Linked DNA regions of Mus musculus: region 1 is linked to region 2. Evidence: chromatin contacts called from ENCODE Hi-C data. All regions are on one chromosome and are shown on one strand. Each heading gives the region's core, a stretch centred on a gene start or an enhancer-like site at or near the end of the contact. The rest is flanking DNA. Distances are from core to core; before and after follow the strand shown. Region 1 holds the start of 9530053A07Rik (RIKEN cDNA 9530053A07 gene). Region 2 holds the start of Fcgbp (Fc fragment of IgG binding protein).

The links. Hi-C counts contacts between places; a loop is a spot of excess contacts on that map.
Region 1: a loop to region 2 is called in a map of gastrocnemius, with 2.1 times the contacts of the local background. The contact joins the promoter of 9530053A07Rik here to the promoter of Fcgbp in region 2. A Hi-C loop is called at or near these places in 5 of 37 maps with a recorded cell type or tissue (T-helper 17 cell, T-helper 2 cell, gastrocnemius and 1 more).

The regions. Positions count from the first base shown.
Region 1 is chr7:28,126,933-28,132,368 of GRCm38, reverse strand. It overlaps 9530053A07Rik (RIKEN cDNA 9530053A07 gene), which reads right to left and starts at 2,903. Exons shown (of 20, transcript NM_001164655.1): 1 at 2,887-2,903; 2 at 2,491-2,547; 3 at 601-950. The coding sequence starts at 2,545. It also overlaps the pseudogene Gm21925.
Region 2 is chr7:28,067,556-28,072,536 of GRCm38, reverse strand. It overlaps Fcgbp (Fc fragment of IgG binding protein), which reads right to left and starts at 1,301. Exons shown (of 20, transcript NM_001122603.1): 1 at 1,285-1,301; 2 at 900-956. The coding sequence starts at 954.

The DNA of each region.
Region 1 (5,436 bases), core at 1,654-4,153, 58 kb before region 2:
CCGAGCCTCTAATTTTCATTTCTCTCCTCAAAACACTCTCTATGCTTCTATAGACCAATAAACATCTATATAACAGGGAGGTTGGGGGTGTGTGAAACTACTCATACGCAACAGCAAGCCTCACAGGACTGGTTACCACGTTGAGATCACCCCCAGATGTGAACTACTGTGGTCAAGGCACACATTTTGGGCCAAAGTAATCACTTTGAGGGAAAAAGATTGATCCCCTCAAGAAATGACAGTGATACCATCTTTTCCAGAGCCCTTGTAGAACCAGAGCTGAATAGCATTCATTCAAACCTTAAGCATGGCTAACAGCGCTCTCTGCTGTGCACAGCTCAAGCACCTGCTTTGTTTCCTGCTCCTTTTAGGCCACAACATCCTTGTCATTACTTTCAAGAGAGATTTCAGGGTTACTTCCCAAAGTAGTCATGTTGAGTGACTCTCTTTCCAATGCTCACTGCCACCACCACCCATCCCTTCAGTTGGCTTATTTGGATGGTGGTGAAAGGGGATGGTTTGGGGTCTAACACCAAGGCTATAGCTCCTTTTGCTTTTTTGGCTTGGTTAACCTTAAACTCACAGCCTTGGGGAACTCACCTTCGCAAGGCCAACTTCTCCATAGATCAGGGACACGGTGTGGTTGTAGGCATGCACAGTGACTAAGCGCACGTAGGAGACTTTGTTGGAGCTCCGGTGCTCATTCTTGGCGTCTACTTTAAAGGCCAGCAGGGAGTCCTTGCTGCTGCGCAGCTCAGCCATGGTGTAGGTGCAGGTGCCCATCATGTCATAGCGATGGCCATCGAAGGTGGTATAGTGGGGATCACCCTGGGCACGGCAGACAGCTGTGGACTCTGCCAAACACTTAGCCTTCCCACTCACCATCTGGCAGCGCTGCCCAGGTGCACACTGAATGCCTTGGCAGGATGCCTCTGCTGGGGTGAGCAGAGCTGTGGAGGGAAGAGAGTTGGAGTTAGAAATGTACCTGAGACAGACACCTGCGGCCTCCTACAGTGTGGACTATGCACTGTTGGCTCAAGAACACCCCTTGTACAGGCATGGAAACTGAGGTTTGCAGGCTCACAGAGAAAGCTCCTCTCCCAGGGTTTCTGCTTCCACAGTTCAACACAGCTTGGTCCAGAGCAATGTCAAGTAGTGAAGAAGGACCAGGAGCAACTGATGAAACATTAAACTGTTTATAGTTTGATATCCCACCAGGCTAGAAGTTGCCAGAGGATAGGAAATGAAAGATGGAGTCTTTAGCAAAATGGAGACAACTGTCGTAGAGGTGACCTTAGTAGAAGTCCTAGCTCAAGCGTCCACCACTGGGCCATTGGAGAGATTATGTTCAGTGCTCTGGCTACGGTGTCCTGTGATATGGGTCTGACAATCACAGTTTCTCCACAGACATTTGAGGGAGACATTGGCATATTTTAACAAGTTAAAGCATAGATTGCTTATAACTGAGCCTATATAATTAATTGCTGTTCCCAGGCTGTGAATTCTGCAGGAAGGCCGTGAGGAATTCTTCCCCACCAGTATTCCTGGGGTCTTCTGTGGCCTCCCGGGTCAACCCTGAAGAAAACGCAGTTGTGGGTCCAGCTACCTAGTTCCTCCCCGTTACAAACCCAGCCCCTGGGCCTTCCTGAGCACCAGTTGAAGTAATTCTCCCTATGCTTCCATGTCCTTCCTAACGTATGCAGCATCCACCTCCGAGCCTTCCTGGCTTTGGCTGCCCCAAAGCCTGAGCACCTTGTACAGGGCTCTTGAACTCAGACACTGCAGGGTCAGACGAGGGACAGAACGGTGTGAGACAGTCCAGGTGGTGACTGTAGATGCCAAAGCAGCATACTCACCTCGAGTAAGGTGCCACTGTTTTTGTTTTTGTTTTTTTTTTTTTTTTTTTTTTGCTGACTGCACTTATGGTTTAGTAACTAAGTATCCCTGGCTGATCTAGAACTCACTCTGTAGATTAGACTGGCCTCAAATGCACAGAGATCCACCTTCCTCTGCCTCCTGGATGCTGGGATAAAACAGCAGCTTGCACCACCATGCCTGGCTGTGGTGATTTATTTTTGATGCTACATTTTCTACTTTTCTGATGAAACTGGTTGGTTAGCCGACTCTTTACATGAAGTCTGAGACCCCACACCCCCTTTAAAGTCCTGTGAGAGCATACACTCTGACCGGATTCAGTTGCTGGTATGATTCCTGTTTTAATAGATCTTGGTGCAAGATGATGAAGGGAAGTTGAGGATCATGGAAGTTTAGACAGAATCACGTAACAATCGAAGCAGGTAGACTCTCAACACTCCAAACATGGAGTGGGGGCTCCCACCTCATTTCTTGCATGTTCTCACTTCCACTGCAGCCTGGGAGGGGCTGGGACAGGGTTTATGAAAGGTTTACAAATGAAAGATGCCGACCCAGGCAGGTCAGTTTCCCATGGTCCAAGGCCCCAGGACGTGGATGAGGTTCAATCTGACTTACCCCATAGGAGGGTTGCTCCAGCCCAGAGTGCCCAACAGCTCCACAGGGATCCCATATCTGCAGCAGGGAGAGATGGAGGCTCAGATAAGGCTGTCCTACTGTCCTGTTGGAGACTGTCATGGAGATCACAAAAGGGGGCAGACCCAGCATAGTGGGTACTTGGAGGCAAGGAAGGCTGGGGTAGGGACAGAAGTTGGGTGGATAGGACCAGGTGTGAGCAGGCTGTGGGGAGCTGTCCAGTGTAGCAGGGAGTGAGCTAGAGGTTTTGAATCCAGGGAAATGGGTGGGAGAACTGGATATTCAGATGCCTTGAGGGGAAAGATAGGAGGTCTAGAAAGAAAGGCAAGAGAGGACAGTATCCATCCTACTTCCGTAGAGAGCCCCATCTCTTCTCACCTGCAGGTCCCGGAGCTGCGGGAACAGGCTGGGGACTGAGCTATATAGTCCCGTTTCTTGTTCCCTCGGGCCACACCATTGGCCATCTTCCAGGCAGATGGTGCCAGCTTCCTGGAGGAGGCTGCTGATATCAGGCCAGAGGGAATAGTGAGTCCTGAAGTCTTGTGAAGGGCAAAGGATAAGTCTACAGCCTGTGTTCTGAGATGACTGTGAGATCAGATGGTGGCTGCACCCCAGGAGCTATGGAAAACTCTGGTCTTGAAAGAGTGCTGTCTTTAGAGGGACAGCTGGAGAGTAGTGTGCCAGTGGACTGGGTTCCCTGAGCAAGGTAATGGGGATCGGAGGGTGATGTAGCATTGGTTATGTTTGTTGGCTTCCTGGCCAGATTCCGATCTTTAGTCCTTACTTATAACAATATCTAAAGGTCCATATCCGGGTTCTGGCTCCTTACAGTCCCCATGGGCTGATCCCTGGTCCGAAGCCACCCACATCTTGTTTCTAAATACCAGTGAGTATAGTTTTCTAGGGATGTATAGTCTGAGGCCCTGGCTTTGAGTCTTGTGTAGGGCATGATGTTCCAATCTCAGAAAATTATTTGGTTTGGTATTTGAGATATCCCCTAACCCATCTCTCTCCATGAAGAAGGGACTGGCTAATCTTGGGGTGAATATATGCCTTCCTCTCACCTAATCGAGAATTTTCTTAAGATATGATATGGAACATCAGGGTGCAGAAAAAGTAGCAGAGGGAATTTGAGCTTTCTGGGATATAGTCAGTGACTCCCAAAAGGCCAGTACAAACCATGACATTATTGGTTGAATCTGAAATGTCTTCCCAGGCTATTGTATTTTAACATGTGGTTGTCAGTAACCAGTAACTTTGTGAAGTTGTGGAATAGGAGGTTTCGGACATAAGGCCTCATAAATAGAAGCAAGCTACTAGGGTCAAGCCTCGCAGGTTATACATGTCCCTGCTTCTGTCCTGCTCTGATTCTTGCTTGCTTGAGGTGACCAGCCACCCATGCTCCTGCTTTGGAGGGAGTCACTCCAGCCATGATGCCCCATGATAGACTGTACTCCCTCAAACCATGAGCCAAAAGAATTTCTTCTCTCATTACTTCTCTCAGGTGTTTTATCACAACAAAGATAAATGTTACAGATACAGAAAATTGGTCCAGAGAAGATCAGGTTTTAGTGTAATTAAACCTGACCATGTGGTTCTTGTGCTTGTGGAAGGATTTTGGGGGTGGTAGCTGAGCATATAGGGCTAATGTGATGGAAAAATTTGAAGTTGGCCAAAATGCCAATAGAAATGTGGACAATAGAGACTTGGGACAATAGAGACAATTGGGAATTGGGGTAAAGGCTATTTATGCTCCATTCTGGTAAAGACCCTTGCTACATGCTGCCCAAGAAAAATCGAGTTGAGGTTGAATCTCAAAGTAATGGAGTGATTTGGTAGAGGAATTATCACCGGCTGCTTCTAGCCAGGTATAAAAGGAGAGCAGACGGAGAAAGTGGGGCAGCGAAGTGGAGTACTGTGTAGTTTGGGAACCCAAGAGCATTTAAAACTACAGACAAGGTGAGTGATAACAGATGCAATTGTCCAAAATACCAGTACAACTGAAGAAAACCTTCACACAATGGGGAAGGTGCCTCAAGGAAGACACTCCTCCCACCGACGTTTTCAGGGTATGACGTGAATGGAAAGAATCTTCTTTAAAAAGAGACATGTGCAGAGGAAGGGGTGTCTTGCTCAAAAAATGACCCCTCAGGGGAATGTTTCTCTGTTCAGAGGCACAGGAACTAAGAAGCCACTGTAGCTGTGGTCCAAATGAATTCAGCTGCACCCTGAGTTGGCAGCGGACCTTGGCATCTTGCGCATTAGCGCTGGCTCTGCAGGTGTGCATGGGGACTGAACAGTGAGGTGATTACTAAGGCTTGCACCACCAGAAGAAAGGCTCTATCAGGCTCTATGTAGCAGAGACAGCGTCCATGTGGGGTAGTCCTCATAAGTCAATGCCTGAGGTAGTGGAGCTGAACCCCAAGTTGCAATGGACACTTAGGATGATGGTGGTGGTGCCAGGAGCATTGTATGTATGTCAAGGAAGGCTTCCAGCAGTGACTGGAGACAGTGCTGCAAATGGCAACGCCACGGGGGTCTGACCAAGCCCATAAGAACCAGGGTGGAGCCAATGATGCAATCATATGCTCTGCATTCTAAGCTGTAGCTATGAATATGTTTAATATTCATCCTGATGGTTTTGAGTATGTCTTTTGCTCCAGTCCTTCCTTGTTACCATTTTTCATAGAATGAGAATATTTACTCGATGCCATTGGGTGATGGAAGAATGTAACATTTTATTACTGAAGGGCTCATAGCTAGCAGTGCCTTGAGTCCCAGAGGGGACTGTTGGACTTTTGACTAATACTGCAACTGCTAAGCATTCGGGGACTCTCGGATTATGCATTTTGGCACTTTGCATTATCAGATGGCCATGCCTCTCCTGGGACCAGAGGTGAAGTGTTATAGTATGAATCTGAGACACTC
Region 2 (4,981 bases), core at 52-2,551:
CTGGGAATTCTGCAGGAAGGCCATGAGGAATTCTTCCCCAACAGTATTCCTGGGGTCCTCTGTGGCCTCCCGGGTCAACCCTGAAGAAAATGCAGTTGTGGGTCCAGCTACCTAGTTCCTCCCCGTTACAAACCCAGCCCCTGGGTCTTCCTGAGCACCTGTTGAAATAATTCTCCCTATGCTGCCATGTCCTTCCTAACGTATGCAGCATCCACCTCCGAGCCTTCCTGGCTTTGGCTGCCCCAAAGCCTGAGCACCTTGCACAGGGCTCTTGAACTCAGACACTGCAGGGCCAGACGAGGGGTAGAAAGGTGTGCCGTAGTCCTGGAGACAAACCTGGACACTGGAGAACCACACTCCACCTGAAACAGCTTTTGCTGGTTGTTATTATGAAAGACTGAAGCCTTTTTTTTTTTTTAAATGGCACACATTCACATTTTTCAAGAAAGTCTGTCAGGCTACCTGAAGTTCTGAATGCAAGCTTCATCCAGTCTGTGTGGATTCTGTCTCAATATGACCTGGTGGTTTATGTGAAGGATACGAAGGGGAGAAGACCGTAGAAGTGTGGACACGATGTCTGTGAAAGCTAGAGTAGAGCTAGTGGGCTTTTCAACATGGGTGTATGCATGTGTGTATATGTGTGTGAGAAAAAGTAAAGACAGAGATGGACAGAGAGAGACAGAGACACACAGAGAGATGTGTAAATGAATACTAACACACTTCGTTCAGTGCCTAAGGCTGTCTCCAATTTCTGCTAGCCTCTGTCTCATTTAAGTTAGCCGGGTTGCAGTGAACAGTGAAGGGAGGTGGTTTGTAGAGAGGACTAAAACTTGAGGGTGCTGACGCAGGCAAGCAGGAGAAGCTTCCCAGACATAAATGGGGGGCTCGATTTGACTTACCCCACAGGAGGGTTGCTCCGGCCCACAGGGCCCACCATTTCCACGGGGATCCCATGTCTGTAGTAAAGAGAGAGGGAGATCAAAAGGTGCTGTCCTGTTAGAGACCATTCCAGAAGGCAGAGAGGGGTTAGAAGGGGGCAATCTCAGGACAAGAGCCACCTGGATGTAAGGAAGGCTCAAGTGAGAAGGGAAGTTGACTAGATAGGACTGGGTGGGCTTGGGGTGGGGGTGAGGCTGGCCATGAGGTAAGGGGGTGAGGATCAAGGACAATGCATGGCATAGTGGCTATCCCCTAAGAGTAGAGGTAGAAGAGGCAGTCTAGGGCCTGGATGCAGAATAGGGCGTTAGTTGTCCCTCTTCTGCAGGGAACCCCAGCCCTTCTCACCTGCGGGTCCCCGAGCTGCAGGACCAGATTGCAAGCTAAGTTATATAGTGGAGATTCCTGACTCCCCTGGCCACACCCCGGGTCACCTGACGCGCACACGGTGCCAACTTCCTGGAGGAGGATGCCGATCTCAGACCAGGTGGAAGAATGGGGAGCCCTGAAGATCTGCCAAGGGTGGAGAATGAGTCTTCAGCCTGTGTCCTGAGATGGGTGTGAGAGCAGCTGGTGGCTACACCCTGGCAGCCTCTGGATCAATTCAATCATGGAAGGGCGTCGTCCTTATAGAGACAGCTGGGGAGCAGAATGCCGAGATCCCGGCTCCCTGGGCATGGGTAGGGTAGTGGGCAGGGTTTGAACTTGAGATGGGAGGTGGTGACTGGTCATGTTTGCTGGCTCACCGGCCAGATTCATTTCTCTGACTCCTGCCAGGAACAACAGTAAAGGACCCATATCCGGGTCCTACTTCCTTGCAGTCCCAATCTGAGCCCTGGTTCCAGGCCATCCCACATCTTCTTTCCAGTCACCCGTGGAGAAGAGGTGTCTGGGGGTGACGCGGGGTCTGAGGCCTCGGCCCAGGCCGGTGATGTGGATCGTAACAGTCTTACCCCAAGTTCATCACAGTCTCCTGGGTTTCTCTCCTGGGAAATGGAAACAAGAAAACCTGGCTTTGCTGGGCTTCTGGGTGTTCTGAATACTCTCGCTCCTTGTGATGGAGCAGGGGTGGGTGGGGGTTCTGGGGCTCGGGGTGTGTGTAATGAAGGCTCAAGAGCTCTGTTTCCTGATTCCATAAGATCGATCATGGAGGTTTCACTTCCTGGAGAACTGTTTGGTTTGGGATTTTTTTTTTTGCTTTGCTTTTTGTGGTTTCATTATCTTCTCTCCTTTTTTCCTTCTTTCCTTCCTTCCTTCTTCCTCTCTCTCTTTCTTTCCTTCTTCCTTCCTTCCTTTCTCTCTTTCTCTCTCTCTCTTTCTTTCTTTCTTTCTTTCTTTCTTTCTTTCTTTCTTCTCTCTCTCTCTCTCTCTCTCTCTCTTTCTTTCTTCTCTCTCTCTCTCTCTCTCTTTCTTTCTTTCTTCTCTCTCTCTCTCTCTCTCTCTCTCTCTCTCTCTCTCTCTCTCTCTCTCTCTCTTTCTTTCTTTCTTCTTTTCCTTTATACCCTTAGAAGGGACTGGTTGGACAGGTTTGGAGTGACCCTGTTCCTCTCCAGTACCCTGCAATTAGTCTGAACTGAGGCATGGGGACCAGGTGGCATAGTCGTCTGGGCTGGAGTCAGCATGTCTCATAGGACTGGCCTGGCCCTGGCCATACTCTGCTAATCCCTACTTTGGGGACTATTGTTTGCTGAGGAGTCTCCTCAGAAACAGCAGCTGCAAAGCCTGGTGTCCTCTGTCAATACCCCCTCCCAGGTAAGGAGGCTCCTTATCATTGAGGCTTAGACTTCTGTGCAGCCAGAGTGGGTGGGGGACCCTTCTCTCAATAGGGCTGTGACTTTCTCAGAGGGAAAGATAAAGCTTTGGTACTGATAGGGTCCTCAAGGCAACCAGGAAAGTGTGGTGAGTAAACAGAAGGCTGGGTGGGAGCCAGAGAGAACAAGAAACCCAGTGGAGTGTGGGTGACCCATGGACAGCTGGGAGAGAACCCTGAAAAAGACCCTGAGGGAAAGATGGGCGGGGAGGGACGAGACCAGGGATCCCAAGGAAGAATGTGAGTGCAAGCTAAGATGTCAAACCCCTCTATGTAGGTACATCTCTCTCTTGAGACACTCAGAGGCATGAGATGTGCGAAGGAAAACAGTAGGGTGAGTTTTCAGAGATAATTCTGGCCCTCTTTCTGTGCACTCCTCTGAGCCTTGATGCCTTCCCTGACTGAAACCAAAGAGAAGCCTACCCCTGTGATCATGGCTCTCTGCAGATGGAGACCTCAGGAACTAGGGTGGGGGAACAAGTTTTACAAATACTTTAACTTTATAACCCTCTGGGACCTTGTTTGTTACTCCTTTCCAGGTTCTCTCTCTGTGTGTGTGTGTGTGTGTGTGTGTGTGTGTGTGATGATACACTTGTGTGCCCTGCCCCAGATTTTTTATATTCTCAGGAATTTCACTAATAACCCCGGAAATGACCTATGGGGACACTTCCTTATGGTCAAAAAACCATTTATTCTGCCAACAGCAGCTTTCTTGTGAGCCTAAGCAAAGGGTGTTTACATTTCTACTTTTGGGCCTCTCCCTATATAAGGCAGGCCATTCCAGACACTGGGGGGGAGGTGGGGAGGCTGACCTGTCACAGGACACAGGACATAGGGCAAAGTATTCACTGTGTTCGTCTAAGTCCAGGTTTTGCTAGAAGTTTCTAGCTTTCTTCCTTCACATCTGGACCCAATGATCTGGCATGCACAGGTAGACAATTCACATCTGGACCCAATCACCTGGTGTGCACATGCAGACAAGCTGCTCTAGGTTCTTCAGTAGCCTGGTACTTGTCGCATGGCTCCAGCCCCTTCCCTGTAATATCAATGTTTCCTCATTGAAACTGTCTTGGCTTCTGTGGCATCACGTTCTGCATTTTTGTGCTACTTTGGTCTGTTTCCTACATGCACACTTTCTTTTTTCTTTCTTTTTTTTTTTTTTTGAACCTCAAAGACAATTTTATTAGAGTTTAAATGAAAAAACAAAAAACAACGAACAGTATGCAAATTATAAGTTTCAGCAGCTTCCCAGAGGAGGAGAATGGAGGAATAGCAGAAAAACCCTTGCCGGTTGATTTATCAGAATTAAGGTGTGCCGCAAGGCATGGCCACAGCAGGGGGGACACTTTAGAAAAGAAATAAGAACACCTGAAGTGTTATAGAAAGAAGAAAAGGAAAAGTTTGGCTTCTCTGAGTAAGTCAGCAAAGAGGGTCAAAGGAAGCTACACACCTATGTCTGAAAGAAACTATCCTAGAGATGGGAATTCTGGGAAGGAAAGGAAAGTATCTCTTTTTTTTTTTTTCCATTTTTTATTAGGTATTTAGCTCATTTACATTTCCAATGCTATACCAAAAGAAGTGGATGCTCACAGTCAGCTAACGGATGGATCACAGGGCTCCCAATGGAGGAGCTAGAGAAAGAACCCAAGGAGCTAAAGGGATCTGCAACCCTATAGGTGGAACAACATTATGAACTAACCAGTACCCCGGAGCTCTTGATTCTAGCTGCATATGTATCAAAAGATGGCCTAGTCGGCCATCACTGGAAAGAGAGGCCCATTGGACACGCAAACTTTATATGCCCCAGTACAGGGGAACGCCAGAGCCAAAAAGGGGGAGTGGGTGGGTAGGGGAGTGGGGGTGGGTGGGTATGGGGGACTTTTGGTACATGCACACTTTCAATGCTGGTGAGTTTTAGATTCTTTTTATGTTCTTACCATAACTACTTCTCCAGATTGCAGCCATATCTGCCCATGCCATCCAGCAGAACATTCTATGATGTTGGGCACTCTCTCCCCTTTGCCTGTGGTAGACAATCGAGCTCCTGAACTCCTGTGGCTGCTGAGCACTTGAAATGTGACAAGTGCAAGGGAAGAGCAGATTTTTTTTTTAATTTAGTGTACTTTTAAACGATGGCTGTGCCCAGTGTTCGCATTAGCTCTCACACAGCACTAGAGCACACTACCAGCACAGGTTCCATCCCATCTCCTTACCGGGGCGTGTTTGCTCTCCCTA